2 separate regions of the Mus musculus genome follow, and region 2 is linked to region 1. Evidence: chromatin loops called from intact Hi-C (ENCODE). Cell type or tissue: left cerebral cortex. All regions are shown on one strand. Each heading gives the region's core, and the rest is flanking DNA. Links, peaks and the distances in the headings are about the cores only. Region 1 has its middle 16 kb from the start of Aldh1l1. Region 2 holds the start of Klf15 (Kruppel-like factor 15).

The links. A loop is a pair of places that touch in the nucleus more often than their neighbours do. Peaks named below come from ENCODE experiments on the same cell type or tissue, not always from the same donor. Only the 100,000 strongest peaks of a DNase experiment are listed, where the experiment ranks them.
Region 2: a loop joins it to region 1, with 5 times the contacts of the local background. A loop is called at or near these places in 6 of 42 quality-filtered maps.

Annotation. Positions count from the first base shown.
Region 1 is chr6:90,529,221-90,541,171 of GRCm38, forward strand. No RefSeq gene overlaps it. Among named protein-coding and RNA genes, the nearest start is that of Aldh1l1, 16 kb to the right of the region's middle. In left cerebral cortex, for the core only: CTCF peaks have their summits at 4,502 and 8,936 (motif pointing left); DNase peaks (open chromatin) are centred at 2,816, 4,499, 6,082 and 8,935; H3K27ac peaks cover 399 bases.
Region 2 is chr6:90,456,992-90,468,942 of GRCm38, forward strand. Klf15 (Kruppel-like factor 15) reads left to right here and starts at 5,585. Exons shown (of 3, transcript NM_023184.4): 1 at 5,585-5,734; 2 at 9,429-10,532. The coding sequence starts at 9,454. In left cerebral cortex, for the core only: a CTCF peak has its summit at 6,216; DNase peaks (open chromatin) are centred at 5,488, 6,185, 6,667 and 7,191; H3K4me3 peaks cover 2,818 bases; H3K27ac peaks cover 4,160 bases.

The sequences.
Region 1 (11,951 bases), core at 2,439-10,438:
GAAAAGAAATATCTAGTCCCCAAATGTAAGTAAATAAGATTTTAAAATTTAAAGCTATTTTTAAAAGACTGTTATATATTGATTTATGTGTGTGTGTGGTATGTATGTATATGTATGTGTGTGTATATATATATTATATATATACACACACACATATTTATACACACACACACACATATATATGTATGTATACATATATATATATATATATATATATATATATATATATTCAATGTTTTGCCTGCATGTGTGCTTGTGTGTCATATGTGTGTGTGTGTTGCCTGTGGTGGCCAAAAGATGGCATTAGATCTCTTGGATATGAAGTTGTAGATGGTTGTGAGCCACCAAGTGGGTCTAGGAATCAAACCAAGGGGAAGAGCAGCCAGTGCTCTTAACAGCTGAGTCATCTCTCCAGCCCCAAGTGTTTGTCTTTTATAGTGGCTGTTTAAGTGGCTGACTCAAGTTTATGAAAATTCATTACATGGATTTTGGCTTGAGATTATGCCATTTCTCATCTAGGTATGAGACAGCCCCAAACACACTTCTGCCAAGTGGCTTTTTACACGTTCATGCAAAGTGGCATTCTTGGACTAGTGATTATAAAATCAAATAACAATCAGCTCTGAAAATGGCTCTGCACCCTGCAGCCTCACACATCCAGCCAGAGTTAATTATCTGGAAGTGAACAGGCTCACCATCTCATTAGTGTGCTTATTGGCTTTAATCTTTAATCTTTAATAAACGACAAGGTCATATGCACAGCAAGGAGCTGGGCAAAACAGCAAAGAAGCATGCTTTCCATTGGTTTCCAGGCCATGAATGATCTACATATCTCCTTTTCTATATTTACATTCCTAGGGTCGTATAAAAACATCCTGAGCAGAAGAACCATAAGCAGGCACATGTTAAAGAATCTTGCCTTTGCTGACAGTTGTCACTCACAGGCTGGCAGCCTTTCTTAGCTTCCAGACTTACTTTTTTTTACTGTCTAGCTTTGTCAGTCAGGCAAAGTTCACACCAGTGAGTTAATAAGCACAGTTTGATGATACAGGGAGATCCTCTCCTGTAGTTTATATGACAATTTTTTTTTCTGGAATAGTGATGGTTTTAACAATAATCATGATTTTTCTTTACCTTTGAAACAATTTTTTAAAAGATTTATTTATTTATTTATTTATTTAATGTAAATACACTGTCAATGTCTTCAGACACACCAGAAGAGGGCACTGGATCCCATTACAGATGGTTGTGAGCCACCATGTGGTTGCTGGGAATTGAATTTAGGACCTTTGGAAGAGCAGTCAGTGCTCTTAATCACTGAGCCATCATCTCTCCAGACCCCTTTGAAACAATTTTTAAAGTCTATTGGTTGTTGTTGTTTTTCTGTTTGTTGTTTGTTTTTCCAGACATGGTTTCTCTCACTCTGTAGATTAGGTTGGCCTTGAACTCAGATCCTCCTGCCTCAGCCTTCTCAGCACTGGGATCAATAGTGTGTGCTGCCACGACCTAGTTCATTTCCTTTCCTTGAGCATCACACCCTACCACCCTGTGCTTAGCCTACGCTGTGTAAATGCCAGAGTGTGTAGCACCACAGCAAGGACCCAGTGCTATGTGCAGAGTAGCTGGACCAAGTCTAGCCATCCATAAATGTGCTTGATAAAAGAACCAGCATCAGTGACAGACAGCAGGTGTCAAGTGTGGAAGTGGCTTGTGCTACCCAGGGGGCCTTCCATGCTGATTCCACCCAGGACCCAAGAGTCTATAAAAGAAGGAGTTAAATCCCCTGTAAACTCAACAATTGGCATCCATCTTCTGCTTCCATGAACAAAGAGTTCAGAGGTCATCACCTGCATCCTACAATGAGCAAAACTGAACAACATTAAGTTTTCATCCGGCTCTCTAAGAACTGAGGGTGTGGGCAAGAGGGTCAGGCATGGCTCCCAAGTCTGTAGACACTGGTGGCTAAGGAGTTCTACAGAGTTAGCAATGCCCCTCCCCCAAGGTTATGCTAAAGGAACTAGTCCCCAGCACCTCAGCCCAGGGCCTTGTGGGAAAGAACAGTACTGAGTATAGAATTACTTAAATCACTGATGATGAGGTCACGTTGAAGCAGATCTGGGTCTTCCACCCAGGATGAAGAGTGTCCTTTTGGGTAGAGAAGAGACATGGGACAGAGCTGGGGGTGAGGGATCGAGGGTGGTGGTTTCCATGTGACAATGGAAGCAGAGCCCAGGTGTTCACAACTGCAAGCCAGGGCCAGCCAAGATGCAGGATCTCCCCCCCCCTCCCCCCCAATGACTCAGAAGCAGTGAGACTGGCAATCGGTGAGCTTCCAACCTGCAAGGGTTGCAAGTACATGCATTTCTGCTTTCAGCGCCCTGATTTGCAGCATTCTGTTACTGCAGTTCTGGGAAAGAGAAACAGAAACCTAGGGTGGAGACCATGGACCAGCAAAAATAGCCAGGGCCAGCTTAGCTGGGGGTGGGGGTGGGGTGCTGTGGACCATTGGAATCACATAACATTCTGGTGTCTCACTGGAATTGAAAGCAGGATGCTCCAAGTCACAGTCAAGGGTAAAATCCCCACAGTTTGATGTCCAGGAAGCCCACTGTTTTCCATGGTGAAGAGCCATAAAAATGTTTACCTTGTGGCCTGGCATGGTTGCAAAGGCCTATACATCCAGGGCTTTGGAGCCAACGGCTGAACACAAGTTCAAGGCATCTGGGCTACAAAAGAGACCCTGTCTCAACAAAACAAACACTGTCTTGTGCCTCTGTCAGAGGGAGGAAAATAGTACCCATTTATAAACCCTCTTAGTGCCGTCTCCATAATGGAAGCCAACACTGCCAGGACTTTGCCAGATTGTTGTCTGGTGCAAAATGAAGCCAGCCTTCCAGCCCCTAAATCTGGCTTTGTGTTTCACCTAAGCTGGAGAGAGGGCAGAGGTTTTTTTTCAGAATGATCTCTCATGGCCACAACCCAAGAATACCCTTCTCAGGAGACAGATCCTCTCCCTATATTAAGCATGCTCCAGCCTGGGTTCAGGGGTTACAGTTGAAAGATCTGCAAGAGAAAGACTCTCTTTCAGAATTGCTTGGGGGGGGGGCAGGGGGGCACCTCAGTGGACAAAGGTGCTTGTTGCCAAGTTTGATGACCTAAGTTCTATACCCAGGATCCACTCGGTGGAAAGAGAGAACTGATGCCCACAAACTGACCTCTGACCTCCTAATACCCCTCACATGGCATAGTTCCCACCCATACATATACTTCACTAAATTAGACATAGTTGTGAAATTTTCTCAGAGAAACACAAAGATGACAGAAGAATCAAAAGAATAGAGTAGCCGGGCGGTGGTGGCACACGCCTTTAATCCCAGCACTTGGGAGGCAGAGGCAGGTGGATCTCTGAGTTCGAGGCCAGCCTGGTCTACAAAGTGAGTTCCAGGACAGCCAAGACTATACAGAGAAACCCTGTCTCGAAAAACCAAAAAAAAAAAAAAAAAAAAAAAAAGAATAGAGTAGAGTAGGGCATGGTGGAACACACCTTTACTCCCAGCACTTGAGGGCAGAGGCAGGAGGATCTCTGTGAGTTCAAGACCAACCCGGTCTACACAGTGAGTTCCAGGACAGCCAAGGCTACCACTGTCAAGATGTCCAGAGAGAAAGAGAGAGAGACAATGGACTTTGAAGCTACAGGCATTGTCAGAGTGGTGGTTTGAATGAAAATGGCCCCCTCTAGCCACAGGGAGTGTCACTATTATGGGTGCGGCCTTATTGGAACAGGTGTGGCCTTGTTGAAGAAAGTGTATCGCTGGGCTTTGAAGTTTCAGAAACTCAAGCTAGACTGTGTCACGCTCTCTTCCTACTGAGCAGATCCAATTGTAGACCTCTCAGCTGCCTTTCCAGCACCATGTCTGCCTGCAGGCATCCATGGTTTCCTCCATGATGATAATGGACTAAACCTCTGAACCTGTAAGCCAGCCCCAATTAAATGTTTTGTTTTTATAAGAGTTGCCATGAAACCGGGCGTGGTGGCACATGCCTTTAATCCCAGCACTCGGGAGGCAGAGGCAGGCGAATTTCTGAGTTCGAGGCCAGCCTCGTCTACATAGTGAGTTCCAGGACAGCCAGGGCTATACAGAGAAACCCTGTTTCGAAAAAACAAAAACAAAAACAAAAACAAAAAAAAAGTTGCCGTGATCATGGTGTCTCTTCACAGTGATAGGAGCCCTAAGACATTACACAGTGTTAAACACGGCTCCATTCCCAGCTAAGTTTACATAGCATTTAACACCAAACACCACTCCTGTCAACCAATGCCTCAGGTCTGGCTTTCAGCAAAAAGTTTCAAAATATCCTAAAAGGAAAAGCCATAGTCTGCAGTATCAAGGAAAAAAAAGGGGGGGGGGGACCCAGGCAGGACATGATTCAGGTGACTGGACAGGGAGGCAGACCAGACTGAATATATTGCGATTCCTATGGAAGACAGCAGGCGGCAGTCAGGAGAAGGAGCAATGTGATGCAGATCTTAACTCTGAGCAAGAAGATAAAAATGTAAAGACATTAAATATGGATGTCCTCAGTGGGTAGAACACAGACTGGATGCGGTCAAAGGTCAACAACAGAAGCTCTGTAACTGAAGAGAAAAAAGAACACAGGTTAGATGAGCATATTTTAGCAGAGAATCAGAGAGAAAATCTAGAAGGACTCTGAAGAAACTACTTCACAAGGGTACCTTTGAATACCTTTAATTTTTCTGCCAGAGACAAAGTGAGCAAGGAGAGAGTAGGGGTAGGGGGCTGATGAGATGGCCAGATGGCTCAGTGGTTAATACCTGAATGGTTCTTTCAGAGGTCCCAGCAGTCATGTCTGGCCTCACACAACTGCCTGAAACTCTAGCACCAGGGAGATCTAATACCCCATTCTGGCCTCCACATTGTTCCACTGTGCTTGAGTGGTATATACTCATACAAATGCAGACAACATACACATAGTTAAAAAATAAACCTTTCAGTAAATAAAATAAATAAGAGAGTGGGTAAAAATTTAAAACACTTGAAAGCAAAGCCAGTGACTTGAACTGTACATAAAACAAAAATTTTTTTTAGAAGTAAAGGAGAAAGATTCTGTCCGATAAAAGCTGAGGAAATTCATTGCCAATAGACACATCCTGCTGGAAATGTTAACTGTGAGGGCCATAGAGATGGCTCAGAGGTTAGGAGTGGGTGTTGCTCTCTCAGAAGGCCTGGGTCTGGCTGCCAGCACCCACAGGGAGAGAGAGACAGAGACAGAGAGAGACAGAGAGACAGACAGAGACAGAGAGACACAGACAGACAGACAGACAGACAGACAGACAGACAGACAGACAGACAGAGAGACAGAGGCTCCGAGGATGGCTCTGAAGAGATGCATGTGCAGCACAGAGCTCGTGGGCTTAAGGGGATTGTCTTGTGGCATTAGTGGTAACAGCTAGGCAAGTGTCCCTGGGCACAGGAGGGGCAGATGTCTGGCTTACCTTTGCAATGAGTAAGTCAACAGACAGAGAGATCAGCACAGTGGCCACACCCAAAGAACATACATCCTCCACTCCAGCCTGTAGTCCTTGGGTGGCAGGATGAGCAGCAAGTGACTGGGAGCAGGGCCCTTTATGTTTGATGTCTCCACCCAGCCGTGACGGCAAATGTATGTGCAAGTCTCACACGTCACCGTCTTTTGAAACACGGTTTCTGGGTGGGAGATGGTGACACCTAGCCCCTCCTCTGCACCCTTGTGCTTATAAATGGTGATGATACTGTAGGATCCTTCCAGAACCACAGGACTACCCCTTCTGTCCCCTTTAGACATTGGACATGGACAGGAAGGCCCATTTCCTTGGAGACAGGTCTTTTGAGTCAAGACTGCGGGCATTTGGCTGCAAAGCAAAAGCTCTCTGCACCCTGGGGCTTGTGGTCCAGGGTCCAGGGAGGTAAGAGGCCATAGGCTCCTTGGCAACAGGCAGGGGTCCCCAGCAGGCCAAATGGCCACACAGGTGCCCCCCTCCTTATAGTCAGCCCATGTTTCCGGGCCTTTGTGTCCCCATCGGTGACAGGACAAAGCTCCTTGTTCTCTGCTTTCCTGGGAGAGTTGCCATGCCAGGACCATGGCCAGGGAGCAGGATGCCTCTGCCATACAAATTAGACCTGCAGCTTGTTTCTGCCAAGATCTGTGGGGCTGATGATCTCAGACCAGTGTGAGTATGTGTGTGTGTGTGTGTGTGTGTGTGTGTGTGTGTGTGTGTGTGTGTGTGTGTGGTGGCGGTGGGGGGGGGGCAGAGGGTTTGCTCTGCAGGGCCACAGAAATGGCAGAGGACAGCTGAGGAGGTGTGCTGTTGTCGTGGGGGCTGTTCCTTGCTGCAAACTCGAAGTCTGAGGAGGTGTGCTCAGCATGGTCCCTGTGAGGGATCAAGCAATACACTCACATGCTTCAAACCTCAAGATGAAAAAAAAAAAAAAGCTTTGAAAACTTTAGAGCCCCTACTACCTGGCCCTCCTGTGCCCCCAGAGGAGCTTGCACAGGCTTTTGTGATTCTGACACTATTACAGCAATACAAACCGGAATGAACGGGAACATGTATTCTACTCTCTGCTCTTTTCATGCAAGAAAGATCTGGAATTTTCACTGATTTCTTTTTAAGCATAGTAGCCTGTCCTGGAGGCCTAGAGAGCTATGCACAGCTGTGATACTTTGTGGTGAACTCTGGGCTTTTAAATGAAGACTTTGTGGGTAGGAATTCGAGGTGAACTTTTGTGGGTATGTCTGTTTTTTATGACCCCTTTCTCTCACCATAGCTGTGCCCTCAGCCTTGCCTCCTAGGGACTTGCCTGGGCTACAGGTAATGTGGTCCCCATTTTCTAGTTTTTTTCTTTAATGTATATGGGTGTTTGTTTGCCTGCATATATGTCTGTGTACCTTGTGGGTGCCAAGTACCTGTAGAAGCCAGAAGAAGGTCTTGGGTCCCCTAGGATTATAGTCACAGACAGTTGTGAGCTACCATGTGTGTCTTGGGAATCAAGCCCAGTCCACAGCAAAAGTGGCAAATGCTCCTAACCACTGAGCCACCTCTCCAGCCCTTCTTTGATATTTCCCAGTTGTGTACTTACATTGTGTGGTTTTGAATGGGAGTGGCCTCTCAACAGGCTCATGCGTTTGAATGCTTGGTCGCCAGTTAGTGGAACTATTAAAGTTTTAAAAACGCACACTATTCCCAGTTAGCACTGTCTGTCTGTCTGTCTGTCTGTCTGATGGTTGTGGTCTCAACATGTAAGCTCTCAGCTACTGCTCCAGCATCATTCCTGCCTACCTATTGCCATGTTTCCTGCCACAGTGGCCATGAACTTGCCCTCTGCCAACAAAGCCTTTCTTCCCTCAGTTGCCTTGGTACTGTGTCTTGTCACAACAATTTAAAAGTAACTAAGACAGCACCCCTTGATGGTACGTCTTTTTGACCCTCATAAGCCATGCGATCCTACATCCATAGAGAAGCTGCTGTGGCCAGCGACTGTTATCAATATTATGCACACATCTATGAAGAGCCCCACCTGGGCTGGGTCTTCACTGTCACAGAGGAAGCTAAACCCTAAGGGGCTGTCAGAGTTGTCACTGCTCTTCCCTCCAGCCATGACCTGCCAGCTTTATTAGGCCGGATGCTTTGGCTCTGCCTCTGGCATGAAGAAGACATGGACAGAGACCAGCTGTGCTGAGGGCCACAGAAATAAAAGCAGATGGAAACATTTGTTCAGAGTCTCTGAGATTTGGGGACATCAGTTACCATAGCACAGCAGTGTAAGCTGTGTGTGGAGCAATGAGCTGTGCAGAAGAAACTAGTGCCAGGCTAAGTATGGTCTCTGCCCCGCTGAGGACCAAGGAATAAATACTGCCTTAACAGGGGAGGTGGGAACCACAGGGTTAAGGCTACAAGGATGGAGAATCGTGTTCTCAATAGGCTAAAACTGTGAGATGCCAATCAGATCCCCCGATGGCATGGCCAGGTGTGTGGTTGGATGTATGATCCCACCACCAGAACAAGGTTTAAGGTGGACATAGACAATGTATGGAGCTCAGATGGAAGGTTAGGAGCCAGGCACTGGGGAGGGAGTAAGTATCCCACTCAGCCTCCAAACACAAGGACTGGAAGTCCACAGAAGTGCTCGGAGGGGAGACACTGCTGGAGGTATCCTGCGGTGATACATGGAAAGACTGTGTCCTCAGAGCCCAGGCTGCCCTCAAATTCACAATCCCCCTGCCTCTGCCCCCAAAGCTTCTGAGAAATCCAGGTGGTACCACTTGACCTAGGATGTTTTAAGCTACCCAAAGAGAAACTCCAGGTAACCAGGAGCTTGGAGACTCGGAGATCTGCATAAGCCTTGCTTCACAGCTGCCCCGAGAGAACACTGTAAGAACCTGGGAGTGGGCTGTGATGTGGATTGCAGTTCCCTTCTGTTTATGTCACATGGATTGTTTCCCAGGTTCAGCAATGAAGTGCACAAATTCAAAAACTCAGTAACCTGATTTAAAGGAGTCTTAATTACACCTATGGTACATAAAAATATGCAATAAAATGGAGGACTCCGGTATGAGATGCAAATTCTCACTTAGCTTGCCTACCATGCCTAAGGCAAATCTGATTCTCTCTCTCATCCTCTCTCTCTTTCCCTCTCTCTCACTCTCTCCCTCTCCCTTCTCCCTCTCTTCCCCCTCTCCTGCTTCCTCCCCCCATCTCTCCCTCCCCTCCCCTACCCCCCTCCTGCAACAGATAAGAAGTAGTGGGGTGCAGTGGAGTTAAGCAGCCAGGCACAGGTACAGAGAGGCACAGAGCACTGGATCAGAAGTCTCTGCTACCAAGGCAGGCCAGTAGCACGCAGAACCCGGCAGCGAGCCCCGGGCTCCCTCTAGTGGCCAGAACTGCCGAGTGTGCCCACTGTAGCTCACCTGACAGGGTGCTGTGCCTGAGGCAGGATGTCCCCTCCCATCTTTCTCCAACATCCTAGTAAGGCTTTGGCCATATCTGGAAATGCCTCTGGCCTTGCTGTGAGTGAACGAGTGAACAAAGGACTAATGTGCACAAGCAAGCCGACCAGAGCCTTAAAGAGCATTCTCAGTAGGTCATGATTTGATGGGAATTGTGAGTTTAGGGGACACTAGGGTTAGAATGGAAATTTTTTTGGCAATGAAATTATTTTAAAAACAAGACCTAGCCAAGGTTTTATGAAAGCCAAACACGTGTGGGCTTGACCTCTACCACACTGCAGTTTTGGTTCCAAATCACAGTAGTAAAGGCAACAGCATGACGAGTGCTGTGACTGTGTTAGCGACTCATCTGTTAAGGACAGCTAAGATGAACCGCCATGTCGTCTTCTCATCTTGCCTTTGTTTTTAGTGGGTGTGTAGCTACTGCACATATGCAACACCAGCATCTCCTCTGGTGCTGCCCCCTCTCCATGTTCCTCCAGTCCCTCCTACCTTGTTTCTTGGTCTTAGCCTTATTGACTTGCCTTGCCAAGGGATCAAGACAGAAGTGTCATTCTGAGGCCAGGATATAAGAGGTCATAGCTCCTGCCAGGGTCTCCCAACAGTGGCTCAATGAGGAGTTTTCTGAGGTTCCCAGTGATAGTAGCTCAGCCACTTTAAGGCCTCCAGTCAGTTCCAGTTAACTGGCGGCCCCAGCAGCCTTTGACTGCCACCATATAAGCAACCCACAGAAGAGCAAGTGTGCGCAGTTCTCCCTATGGGCTTTTACCACCATGTTTAAAAAGCAAGAGTAGATATCTAAAGAAACTGCACAAAGCCACAATCTACTAGCCAAGATCTGGTGTCCTCAGAGCAGAGATGTGTAGCCCTCCTTTAGAGAAGCAGCAGGCACGCTTAAGTCACAATAAGACCAAAGAACATTGATGGGGTACCAGTATATACAGGAGTTGCTTGTATGTCCTAGCAACCATTCTTTAAACCAAATGAGTATAGATTCATGATAACACAATTGTCCGGAAACAGCATCAACTCCTTGGGTACATCCAGTTCCTGGTACAGGCCTCCAGGGAAGCTGGGAGAGGTTCCGCAATGAGCTCACTGGTAGACCTTGTGTCCTGGGAGATTTCCAGCAAAGTTGACAATGTGGTTCTGCTTTTGAAGGACTGGACATGTTCTCCTTTGCCACCACAACCTCACTGCACACTGCACTTGATATAAAACAGAGGCAAAGGTGGCTGGTCTGGGGAATCTCTAAAGGAGACTCAAGTACGTGCCAATGGCAGCAACAGTGGAGAACCACGGCAATGCCAAGTGAGTGAGTTGCCCCAACTCTGTTCATGAGAACAGCTGACAGTGGGCAGCTCTGCCAAGCCTGTATGCTCTGAGTGCCCAGGCCACACGGGCTGATGACTTCCCAGGAGAACCTAGCAGCCCTGGGGTAGCACGGTCCTGACTGGCCTGGCAAGAGTTTCTAACCACCCCCTTCCTCTACAGAGGCTAGTAGATCATTGCATTCATGAGTGGCATTGGCCAAGGCAAAGGTACCTCAGCCTTTGGAAGGGAGACGCTATCTATAGGTCACACTTGTCTCTAGGGAAAACTTCCATGTGCTCACCATGTACAAATTCTAGTGAGACAAAAATTAAAGAAAGGATTTTTTTTTAGGATGGAGGAGACCTAGGCATGCATTTGTAGTGAGGGAGCCGGGGGGGGGGGGGGGGGGATGGGTATGTGTGAATTCCTGAGCAAGTGTGTGTTGCTGGCAAGGGCAGAGCCATATCAAGGACCCATTGCCTCAGACCCAGCAGAGTGGCAAAGCCTTCCCCAAGTGAGACTCTGCTCTGAGGGATCGAAAAGTCTCCCTCTGATCCAAGAATCAGGGTTTACAAATTATTGACCATCGGGTGCAAAGATGAGCAACAGCAGCTTCCTCCTTCAGGACTGCCACCTGAGACTGCTCCCCAGCAGAGACCTCCGTATGGAACTACCTAATGCTGCTTCACTGGGCCCCACCACAGCAAGCACGGCCCACCCCATCCCAGCTTTTCCGTACGTGTCTGCCCATTCTCAGTTCCTGCATTGTCCCAGTCAGCTTTTCAGGACCATGGCATGCAGGATGTACTGGTATGGGCTGAAGGGGAATAAGCAATGAATACAGGAGGCCCACTGCTTCCACAGTGGTGGCTTGTTTCAATGGTGGCTGAGTTCGATGGCTTTCTGCCACAGCGTGGTGATAGTGACAACAAGAGTGATCCCTTCAGGTGCCCACACTCACAGGGAACTAACTTCCTACACCAACTACCAGCTTTGTGCCTGGGAGCAGTGCTTCATGGGAGGGTGACTTCACTGGCTTGTGCCATCTGACCAGTAATGACATTCCATAAGCCCACAGCATGGGTTCCAGGGGGAACCTATAGATTCCCACACAGGGATATGTTCCCACAGCTACCCTTCCTGGAACTGCCTTAGGCACACAACAGAAGAGCCCAGGGACTTTGATACAACACAGTGGGTACACGCTAGTGGTTGCTCAACTTGGGCTACCAGAGCCTAGCCAGGGCTGGAAACCAGAGCCTGCTGCTCTCCTCTCCCTTCCTCCCTTCTCAGCTGAGCCCCAGCTTCCCAGGCCAGCAGGACCTACCAGGGGTAAGTTGCCCTGCCCTTACCTGACTGGATCCTGTCTGCCAGTCTTCAGGGTTGGGTACAAGTGGGAGCATTACAAGTTGCTGGGACCCAGGAGGTGTTTGGGGTCATGTACCTATCTGCAGAGTGACTGAGTCCATCTTCCTGCAGACAGGCCTTGGTGATGTGGAGACCAAGGTGAACTAACAAATGTCCCTTCCTGGGATCTGCCACTGGAGGGAGAATCCTGAATCAGGCAGCTCATAAACAGCCACAGGACACATGGGGACTCCCGTCCATGTGCCTCCATGGCTGCCTTTGTT
Region 2 (11,951 bases), core at 2,647-10,646, 72 kb before region 1:
ATTTATCAAGTACAAGGTGATGTCAGCAAATATATACACACACGAGTGACATATGACCTCAGAAGCAGATGCCCCCAAGGGAAGGACTTGGAGAGGTTTACAAAGGCAGTGTCTGGGAGGCACAGCAGAGAGGAGCTGTCGCAGAGGCTATCCCGGGCCAGGATACAGGTCTGATACACAGGGATGCCTCTCACTGCAGACTGGAGAGTGTTGGGCAGGAGTCCCAGCATTATAGCTCCATTAGCTGAGTGAGACTCCTGCACTCAGCAGGAACAGCCAAGCAGAGCCCAAGTTCTGTTCCCAGCTGGGAAGCCAGGAGAGCCATGCAAGGGAGGCTGTGTGGGATCCAGAGGTGGGGACGCCTGAGGCTCTGGTTGGCAATACTCTGCCAGCCTTCTGCACAGGGGATCTGAATAAGTCACCTCCCAAACACCTCAGGAGCACTCTCATTTTCAGATAGGAATGGACACAACTTGCCTAGAGTCACACACTCAAGTCACACACTATCCAGACCCTTACTTCACCATCCACATCAACTGCCTTCCTTGAGATGGGCAAGTGAGAGCAAGAGGCCACTTGGCAAGGGTGCAACTGAGCACAGCTTTGAATACCAGGGTAACCTGAACTGGGGCTTGTTTTATGGCTGTGGGCCAAGAGCTTCCAGCCAGCAGGACCCTTGGGCTCCCGTCCCATGTGGGCCAGGTGAGGGAGCTGTCAGCGTGCAATGTGGCCTCAACCTCTCTTGGGTAACTGGATGGGGGTTACTGAAAATGGCTCCAGGTGAGACAGCTTTAGGACAGCTGTTTACCCAAGGCACCCAAGGGTCATGGGCTGAGTGATGTCTCTCCCAATGCTTATGTCATGGTGCTAAACTCCAGTCCTCCAGAAAGCCTGTATTCTGCAGACAGGGCCTTCAAAGATGGAGTTAAATCAAGATGAAGTCCCTGGGATGGAATCCTTATGAGAAGAGATCAGGACACAGATAAACACAGGGAAGGGTATTCAGGTACCCAGGGAGAAGAGGCCCACGTGTGCAAGCCAAGGAGGAAGGTCTCGGGAAGTCGTGCCTGCGATGCCTCAGTCCGGGCTTGCAGCATCATGCTTGTTCAAGCTATAACTAAGGGAGCTGCCAGGAGTCAGACAGCCCACACAGGACAAGCCCCAGCCAGCACCCCACGGGACTCTTGCTGAGCCCACCTGCATGGCTTCAAAGCCTGCCTCTGTGGGAAGAAGCTAGACAACGTGCCAGCAGGATGAGGGCCTCATGGTCAGCAGCTTGGGGTGCTGCAGGTCTCAGGGTATATCTGGAGCTGGGTCATGGGCATAGGAGAGGATATGAAGCTAAGTTAACTGAGAGAATGTCGATACAAAATGCATGTCCTTTATTTTATGACCTGTGAGTGTGTGTGTGTGTGTGTGTGTGTGTGTGTGTGTGTGTGAACACGCGTGCTGTGCTGGGAGATCAGACCCAGGCCCTAGTACAAGTTAGGCAAGATCCCTAGCTCCAGTCCAAATCCATGATCTCTAGAGCTAGTTGGCTTGTGGAAGAGATAGACAATAACACATGAGTAAAAAAGGAAAAATAAAAAACCAGAACTGTGAAATAAGATGAATCAAGGCCAGAGATCAGAGAGCAGCACAGACACGGTTTCAGACGAGGTGACTGAGAAAGCCATGAGCTAAAGCGACATCTGAGTAGAGGGCTGAACAGGAGGGACCCACCCAGGAGCATATCTCAGGAAAGAGGGAAATAATAAAAGAATATGCCCCTGACGATGAGAAAGACATGTTTTTCGGTTACCTTTGAGGCAGGGGCCCAGTAGTAGAGCGCTTACCTTGAATGTATGATGCCCTAGATTCAATAGCAACTATTAAGGGGAGGGAAGGTGCAGCCATTCCAAAGCAGGAATAAAAAAGAGAGACGGAATCTAAAATCAAATGTATCTTGATTAAATGTGTGATATCTGGTAGGAAAAATATCAACCCCCACCCCCAAAAGGACCCAGTACCAGATGGTTTTACAGGCAAAGCCTATTTACTCAAATAATTTATATTCATTTTATTTCTTTTAAAATGCAATCTAAGTCTTTGTATTAGAAGGATATTTAAAATTAAAATATATGAGGCTAGAAAGATGGCTCAGAGTTTAAAAGCATTGGCTATTCTTGCAGAGGACCTAGCTTCGATTCCCAGCACCCACCTCCCAACCATCTGTAACTTCAGTTCCAAGGATCTGAACGCTCCTTTCTGGCCTCTTCCAGCACTGCATACGTGGGGTGCACCTAAAGAACACTCACACACATAAATAAATGGAAATATTTTTTAAATTAAGCTTTTAAAAATGAGAACACAATTAGACCCTGGTGTGTTTTGAGCACTCTGGAAGCATTGTGAGTTCAAGACCAGCCTGGGATCCACAGCAATGCTTTGTTTCAAACAAACAAACAAACAACAAAAACCTGCAAATGTACAGAAATACAAATCCCTCGGGTACCAAAATATTGTTCTAGACATTTACAAGGCTCCCAGAGACTAGGCATTCAATGCTAGCATTTCTTTGGACAGATGGCTTTTTCTGGGATGTTTCTGCTGCTGATATTTCTGCCCCCACTGAGGCCTCCCTTGAAGAGTTCCTACTGTGTTACAGCTCTGAGGGGAAAGGTATCCTGGGAGTTGGAAGCTTTAGAACGCCACAAAGTCACACCACACAACAAACCTCGAACAACAGATTTATTGGGAAAGATGCAGGAGGGTAGCTACCTCTGCCTGGGTGAGAAAGAATCGGCAAAAATACTGAGCGGAGGGCAGGCTTTGTACAGTGTTTCTTGTGAGTGAAGCTTTCTAGAGTGTCCTGGGATTAGAGGCATTTTGTGGCCTGACCTTGGGCATTTTTATTATATAGGGTGGGGCTTGGCCTCTCTTCCTACCTCAAGGGACTGGAAATGCCAGCCACCAGCGTTAGAGACGTCTTGGGGTCCAGGCCTAGCCACTTGTGCATCAAAGAGCTTACACCTACCACCTGGTTTTCTTTTCCTCCTCTTTAGTAAGAGTGGAAATGTAGCACAAGGGAGAGTCTGCCTTGCAAGTCGGATGCCCTGGTGCCTAGCTATGACTGAAAAACAGTGCATAAGTCCTTCCTGCTACACTGGGTTGTTTTTCTGTCTAGATGGTGGGAAATGAGTGTGTTGCTGCTCATGGGAGCCTTCAGGTGGTCAGGATCGAGTGCCCTCTTCCCTCAGTCAACAGGAATGCCTTGCACTGAGGCTGATCCTGGCCCTGGAGTGTGATGCACATGCAGAGGTATCTAGGCTATGGTGGGAGCTAAAGCTGGCTTAGGATTTATATGACTGCTGTCTGAGAATGCATGGATGATCAGACCTTGCTGGTGAAGCAGAGAGGGAGCACAGCAGACATGAAGGCAAACTCTGGAAGGTTCTGTGGGAGTTTTTATGCTTCTTACAAGAAAATTGTTCTGATTTCCCCAGGAACCAACTATCTCCTGTTTAGGGGGTAAGTCCCTGGAAGCCTATTTAATTCTTTTCTCTGTGTGTGGTGTGAGCATGCATGTTTGTATATGTGGGCACACATCATATGTGGATATATGCATGTGGAAGCCTGAAGCTAAGATTTGGTGACTCTTCCCACCTCTCTCCACTAAATTCATCAAGGCAGGGTCTCTTGCCAAACCCAGAGCTCACAGATTTCAGCTGGTCCAGCGGGCAGCTTGCTCTAGGAATCCTGCCTCCTCTGCCCTCTGTGTCCTAAAATTACAGACAGCTTCAAGACCTACCTGACCTTTACATGATGCTGGGGATGCAAATTCTAGTCCTGGGCTGGGAACACATAGAAATTTCTGCTATGCCACTTACATTCTCCGTAGGAGACAAGAGTTTACAGAATAAAATAAAAACTTCTAATACATTAGAAAATAGTAAGTCTCCAGAACTGTTAAACTGGATAGGAAAATGGGGGGTGGGGGATGCAGCAGGGAGCAGGGGGCAAATGCAGGCTCCCTTGAAGATGCCACTTGAGTGAAGGAGGGAGCCATGGGAATGTTGGGAAGGGAATCATACTCAGACAAACAGCATGTACAAAGGTCCTGAGCTTGCGCCTGGCAGGTTAACCTGAGAAAGAGAGGTCATGGAACAAAGGGACCCAAAAGAGACTGAGGAAGGCTGAGAGAATGGGGTTATATATACTTCCTGTGAGTGAGCTGGGAGCCCTGGGAAGGTTCTGAAGCAAGGATGCCTAATGTGACTCAGGTTTAGGCAGAATGTCCTAGGTTGGCCATGGCTTCTAGACAGCTGGGGCATCTTCCCTGTGGACTGAGGCCGCTCAGCTACACTGTTGCTTTCAAGCTTCTGATCTTTGACTGCACTTCTCCCTGGGGGTGGGAGACATTGGACAGACAGAGTGTGAGGAATGCAGAGCCCAGGGTAGGCAGGGCTATGGAGAAGTGTGCTGGCCCAGCCTGACCCTGCCCTCCCTTGACAAGATAGGATCAATCAACTTTATGGACTAGCCAACCCCACCTGCTCTGCGTGCTAGCCCTGGCTAGCTATTCACTGGCTGTAGAATACTGGGGAAGACTCAGACTGGGCCTATGATCAATCAGAACGTTGATGACCATCTTGTGCTAAGCACAGACTCCTTCCGTGCTCTGGCTAAGACTCAGTTTAACTGCTGGATCATGGGCACTCACCTGGAGAATCCTCAGATCCTTATTTAAGGGATCTGGCTAAAAATCCTGGCCCCAACAGGGACGGCTTGGAGAAGCAAGGGGAAAGGCTGGCCACCTCGCAGTGTCAGGTAGGAAGCGCCAGGAAGGAAGGTCTGTCCAAATGTCCTGGGTATTAAGAAGCAGGGGAAAGACAAGACAGACCTGGCTGTGCCTGGCCCTCTATCTGCTTGGCTAAGAAGGCCCACGCTCGCTCTCAGCGGGTTTTTTCACGCCGCCCGGGTTTGAAGCCAGGCAGTGTAGGCTAAAGTGCACAGCAGGGTACCCAGCACTCTCTGCTCACGTGTTTTCTTGGGCTTCACTTTCCTCATTAAACCGGTGCAAAAGCTGTCTATGATGGCTTGGGACTGCAATCTGGAACTCCCTCTGCAGATCAGAAGCACCCTGCAGTCTTTGGGGAGGTGCCGCCACTGGTGGTGGTCAGCAAACCTCCGCAGTTTGTCAGTCGCAGAAGTCTAGGGTAGCGCAGTGAGCGTCCATTCCCGTGAGTAACCATGACCGCTGGAGGAAAGACCAGATGTATTTTTACAATTGGTCCCTTTAGACACGGTCCCTACTAGATCGGGCCTTGTTAGGAATGCGGAGGGGGTTGCAGGGACGATTCCGCTCCCGAGGTCCCACGTGGTCTGCACTTCGGGACTCTGCGGGCTTTCAGTGGATTCTAGAACCCGTCTCACGTGCGCATCGGAGGACCCAGTGCAGATCCACGAAGAGACCGGAGAGCGCGTGGGCAGCGGGAGGGTGCGGCCGAGGCGGGGCGGGGGCGCGTGACGCGCGGCGCTAGCCAATGGGGCGCGCGCCCGAGGCCGAGCCTCCTGCGAGCCTTCGCGGCGCCCGCGGCGTCACGTGAGCGGCCGGAGAGCGGGGAGAGCGGCGAGCGGCGAGCGCCCAGCTCGGCCGCAGGGAGTGCGGGCTGCGGCCAGGAGCGCTGGACGCGCGGCCGCATACGGAGCCGGGCCGCACGCGCGAGGCCGCGCCAGGCGACGCGGAGTCCAGGTGGGAGACGCGCGATGTACCGCGGCCGCGTGGGTCCTCCCTTGGGGATCACGGGCCGTCCCCTGGCGCGCGCTGTAGGAACCACGCGCGGAGGCCCGGGAAATGAGGGGACCCCGGAAATGCGGGGACCCCCGTGAGCGCGCCGGGCCTGCAAAGGGCAAATCCGGTGTGCGCAGCTTCTGCCCGCGGAGCCCACGCGCGTCCGTGGCACTCCTGGACCTGCGCTCCCATATGGCGGGGCCTGGAGACCAAGGGGCGGAGAGGTTACTGTCGGTCACTGTTGCGGTGGCCTAAGAGGGGACGCGAAGGGGGTCACTGGGCGGAGGGTAAGGTACTCTCCGAAGCTGTGCGCCAGAGTCCGAGCCACCTCCTTCCCACGTACTTCACACCCACGGGTGGGCACCCACGCGCGGGCACCTGGCGGACACCCGCACGGCTGCACTGCGCCCAGCACACGCAATCACACGACACAAACTCACACCCATTTGCGCGTACCCGCAGCGTGCGCTTATGTTCCGTATCCCCACGCAGAGTCCTCAGGCCCCTCTGAACAAACATTACCGGAGGGACCGCTGAGGGTAGCAGCCGCAGGGGGCAGGTCATCCCTCTTGGAAACATTCTCCCCTGGAGGGCACAGGGGAGGTTTGCTACCACGGTATGGGAAGGTGAAATCTCAAATGTTTGACTGAGTCCTTCAGATATTGCCCCCGACCATGGGGAGTCCCCGCCGCCCTACAGGTGCGAGAATGGCAGTAACTTTGGGGCCTTCGGACTCCTCAGGGAGAAGACTCTTATTTTGAAGACCGGCCCCCATTCGCCACCCCCGTGATTTGCACGCTGACCCAATGGCTAGCCCTTGGCCGGCTCTCGGCTTGTTATCAATTACATGTTGTTCCTACAGCCGCTGTGTCCCCGGGAGGATAAACAGCAGGCCTGGCCGGCTAAGAGAGGGGGCGGAGTCCAGCGGCCTGCCGGGGACCGTGCCCAGAACAGGGTGCCCCCTCCCCCTGCACGCAGCCTGCGCCTCTGGCTACGCCACGTGCTGCTGTTTTTCTGGGACCGGCTTGATCGCTGGCACTTGGGCTTTCAAGTCCTGGGTCCAGGAAGTCCTGGATCCCCTGGGCCTTCAGTACTTCAGTGTCCCCAGGGTTGCTCAGCACTGTTTTAAGATCCTGTGTTATAACCGGTTAGGGCCACTCCACTCCTGCATTTACTCCTGGATTCTGGAAACATTCAGCAAAGGCTAGGTCTGGTTTTGACTCTAGATCTAGCCCTGTAGTGAACAGTCAAGACTGCTTGTATTCTGGTGGGGCTTGAGCATACAAGACAGTTTTCACAGTGATACCTGACCGTGAAGAATATAATCCTGGTGGCTTGTCCAAGGTGGGAGTGGCTTCTGAGTTGAGATTTAAATAATGAGCTCCCATCTGGAATGCTAAGAGAGCCAGGACTTCCACAAAGGGGGCCATTGGCGCCAAAGCCAGGGCTCAGTAGGGTGATCCAGGCCTGGAACAGTTAGAGGGGCAGTTTGGGCGCGGGCAGGGCCCTAGTACTCTGAGTCCTGGAAGAATCTGAAACATTTTGGGGGGAGGGGCTCCTTCCGATGTAATTCTATTTTGTCACCCTACTTTCTTACCTGTTCTCCCTCTCCCTCCTTCTGTGTTTCAGTGGGATCCCACGTGGTTGCCTTTGAATTTATGATTCTCTGGCCTCAGCCTCCTGAGTGCCATGATTATAGGCATGAGTCACTATGCCCACCCAAATTGCTGCTCACTTTCATATCAGACCTCCGTTTCTATCGGTTCAAAAATCGATACCACAATCTCCTTTGAAAGCGTGTGACCGATCGACTGATCGCTCAGTGTTGTAGTGTGTCCGTCTCCAGTCACATCTCATTGCAGGAGATCTTAGGTGGTCCTTTTCTGGGTCCTGGGACACCATGTTCCCTGCATTTGTGTGACCGTTCAGACATTAGTAAGTGCTCAGTATACATGAGTTCACTGAGTGTGCAGTGACTAGGAGCCAGATGGTACCAGCAGTACCCAGATGTGTACACAGAGAAGTTATGCCATTTGCCTGAGGTTGCACAGCTGATAGCTGTAGGGTGGATGAGATGGGGTTGGGAGAATGGAATGGGTGGGCTCTGCCCTTCTGGCGCTTCATACCCTCCCAGACCCTGCTTTGGTAAAGAGTGTATTTTAGAACACATTCCCAGTTTTAAATCCTAAACTGAGTATTTAAACTCAGATTGCCTCTTGGCAAGATTACCTTTGGTCTCAGATCTTGCCTCTGTTCTCTACAGCAAGAGAGAAACTTATGGAGCACAGAGACATAGAACAGTTGGGGAGACTAAGGCACACGGTAGCGGGATGACTGGCTTTTCGGCAGCTGGTCAGTACCGGGTGCTAGGCTGTAGAGTGGACCTGAAGTCAGGTGGACAGGATGCAGCCTGAGCATCCTCCCCATCAGTTTGATAATCACACAGGCAGACATGGTCACTGGGCGGGACAAAAGTCCAGAGAGGTGGCCCCATCACAGCCAGAGACTGTTGACTCTTCTTGGATACCAGACCTAGTATGGCCTTTGGCTTCAGAGGACACAGCTTTCCCTTTTCCTTCCGATCCCCGCTCTCTGAGCCCCTCTTGGATACCTGGTGTGGTGCTGAGTGTTGGGGACCCAGGAGAGTGTGCTGCCAAGAAGGGACACAGGCATCTGCTGAGCCCCCCAAGTCGGTGAGTGTCCCAGACAGGAGAGCTGGGCTGGGGAGGCAGAACAGGAGGCTCTGCTCTCATGCGTTGGCCAAGGGCGAATGTCACCCCCATCCTTCCCAACGGCTATAGGGTTCAAGGAGGTTACCCACACCTGGGCTCTCTGACCTTCTATGGACTCACAGCCAGGGGCTGGACCTTGCTCATTATGGCAGGAAGGTGTTAGATGTTATGGTGGAAGGAGGTTTTTGCTCAAGTATGTGAGACTTTTCCCAGTCATGGAGAACGGTGGCTCTCGACTCTTGATAAAGGTCTGAGAACTAGACTGTGGAGAAACACCACATAGGCAGGCAGGCACTTAAATGGTCTTTAATCTTTTTCTAAAGTATGGCTACCTGATTAAAGCATGGGCAGCCCAGACAGATGTGTGTCCCATCCCTTCCAGTCCTGGGGACACCATGCTCACATCCACAGATGTTCATTTTTGAACATCTAAAGTCAACATCGAACAAGCAGCCTGTTTTTATTTGCTTAATCTGGAAACCCTACAGAAGCCCCAATACCTTGAGCTCAGAATGCAAATGGCCTTTTCCTTTCTCACCCCCTCTCTGACTCAAGGTAGGAAGCAGAGTCCAGGGGCTGGCGACTTTCAGGGCCTCCCCTCTCTGGCTCCCTCTCTCCTCGTGGCCTCAGCTGTTCGCGGACAAGAGCGTTCCTTGTCTTATTCTTTTCCAGGATCATTCTGGAAAATGTTTGAAACCAGAAGTGCCCTGGATTGTGCAACGGGCCTGGAGAGGGAGGGCTCTTTTGCAAATAGGGTGATGCAACTTTTGAAAACATACTCGCCGGCCCCATTCTCCCTTGGGATGGAAGCAGGATCTGGACATTTGGCCACAGGAGGCCTTGGGCAGGCAGCCGAGGGTGAGGGCTGCAAGGCACTGGTAAGCAGTCCTTCTAACCTGGCCTCCCTTGTTCCCTCTCTGCAGTCACCACAGGCTCGGCCAGGCCAGCATGGTGGACCACCTGCTTCCAGTGGACGAGACCTTCTCGTCACCGAAATGCTCAGTGGGTTACCTAGGGGACAGGCTGGCCAGCCGGCAGCCATACCACATGTTGCCCTCGCCCATCTCGGAGGATGACAGCGATGTCTCCAGCCCCTGCTCTTGTGCCAGCCCTGACTCGCAAGCCTTCTGTTCCTGCTACAGTGCGGGTCCAGGCCCTGAGGCCCAGGGCAGCATCTTGGATTTCCTCCTGTCCCGGGCCACACTGGGCAGTGGTGGTGGCAGTGGAGGTATTGGAGATAGCAGTGGCCCTGTGACCTGGGGATCATGGAGGAGAGCCTCTGTGCCTGTGAAGGAGGAACATTTCTGCTTCCCTGAATTTCTGTCAGGGGACACTGATGACGTCTCCAGGCCCTTCCAGCCTACCCTGGAGGAGATTGAAGAATTCCTGGAAGAGAACATGGAGGCTGAGGTCAAGGAGGCCCCAGAGAACGGTAGCAGGGACCTGGAGACCTGTAGCCAGCTCTCAGCTGGGTCACACCGGAGCCACCTTCATCCAGAGTCTGCTGGGAGAGAGCGCTGTACCCCACCACCAGGTGGCACGAGTGGGGGTGGTGCCCAAAGTGCAGGTGAGGGGCCAGCACATGATGGCCCCGTGCCGGTGCTACTGCAGATCCAGCCTGTTGCTGTGAAGCAGGAGGCAGGTACAGGGCCAGCCTCCCCAGGGCAGGCCCCAGAGAGCGTCAAGGTCGCCCAGCTTCTAGTCAACATCCAGGGGCAGACCTTTGCACTCCTGCCTCAAGTGGTACCATCCTCCAACTTGAACCTGCCCTCAAAGTTTGTGCGAATTGCGCCTGTGCCCATTGCCGCCAAACCTATTGGCTCAGGATCCCTAGGGCCCGGCCCTGCTGGCCTCCTTGTGGGCCAGAAGTTTCCCAAGAACCCAGCAGCAGAACTTCTCAAAATGCACAAATGCACTTTCCCAGGCTGCAGCAAGATGTACACCAAGAGCAGCCACCTCAAGGCCCACCTGCGTCGGCACACAGGCGAGAAGCCCTTTGCCTGCACCTGGCCAGGCTGCGGCTGGAGGTCAGTATTTTTTTGGATAGGCTGGGCACAAGCAAGTAGGTTCATCTCTGCTCCCCCGAGTGTATGACAAGGTCCCTTTCTCCATTAGATGAGGTGGATTAGGAAAGGAGCAAGGGATGGGCAGGGGACAGGATCAGAGATGACAGTTGTTGTCCCACTTGGAGACTAAATCTGGAAGCCACCTGGTCTCTGGTCTCTTTAAAGACCAGGTAAGTTTTGCTGAGGCTTGAGCTGTGTGGAATCTCTCAGGCTGGGATGGAAGGAAGATGAGGGGCTAGGCTGAAGTGGAAGGAAACGCAACAAAGGGGCAGCTGAGTTTGGTGGCACATGGGCACAGGCCAGAGGCTCATGCAGGCCTTACAGCACCTCCAGGTAAGTACTACCATCACACCCATGACAGTTTTGGTCAGGTACATGGAAACTGACTGGCTAAGAACCACCCAGGCCGTAGCACTCTTGAGTGGACTGTGAGCCCCAAGACTTGAACTAGAAAATGACACTTCCCTCCAGCCCGGGGACAAGAACTGCTCACGGGTGTGGGCTCAGCTTTGCTTTGTTTCTTCCTGGGGACAAGGAGGTATGTTTGGAAAGCCATGGAGGACAACTGGAAGGAAGGATAGATGGCTGGGCTATGAGGGGGTCAAAGATGGCAGAATACCTCAGACTTATGTTCCAGGCAAAAGGGTGCCCAGCACTTCAGGGAGAGGAGCCTCAGATGGCCAGATGTGGTGCCAGGGACCATGGAACCCTGCAGTCACCCTGGCCTGGCCTCTGAATGCTGCTCATTATCTTTAGGAGGCCGGTGGCCTGCATATTTAGGGTGATATGGCCTTCATAGCTAGGATGTGTGCCAGCAGTGTTAGTGTATGTGTGTGCCTGTCTATCTCTGTCTGATGTGGTTCATCTGTGTCTGCTGAGGACTCATAGAGCTAGATCACTTGAATGGATGCCTGCTGTGTATGGGCACACCTGCTTATGTATTGTGTGATCATATGTGTCTTGTACCTGGTGTGGGTCATACCAGGTCACAGAGGTGGTGTTGTGAGCCAGGCTTTGGTTCTGAGTTGGTGGTGCTGGCCCCAGGGCAGGTGCTGCCCTGCTGAGACTGAACATGGAGGGATGACAGTGGCAGAACTTCCCTTCCAACTCCAAATTGGTCAGAAAAGGAACTTTCCCCCAGCAGTGTCTTGGGTTGTGGAGGCCCTTCCTGGGAGGCATCACTGTCTTCTCACAACTTTTCAAATGCTGGGCTCCCTAGACCTGCGGTCTCCACCTCTCTGAGCCACCTGTTTTAGTGAGTAGATGCAGTGTAGGTCTGTGGGATAATAAGTGGGTGGGTTGTAGAGCAAGAAAAGCCCAGACAGAGAGGCCTGGGGGTAAGGGTGTTTACTGAGCAAGGGAAGAGCAGTAGTCCCTGTT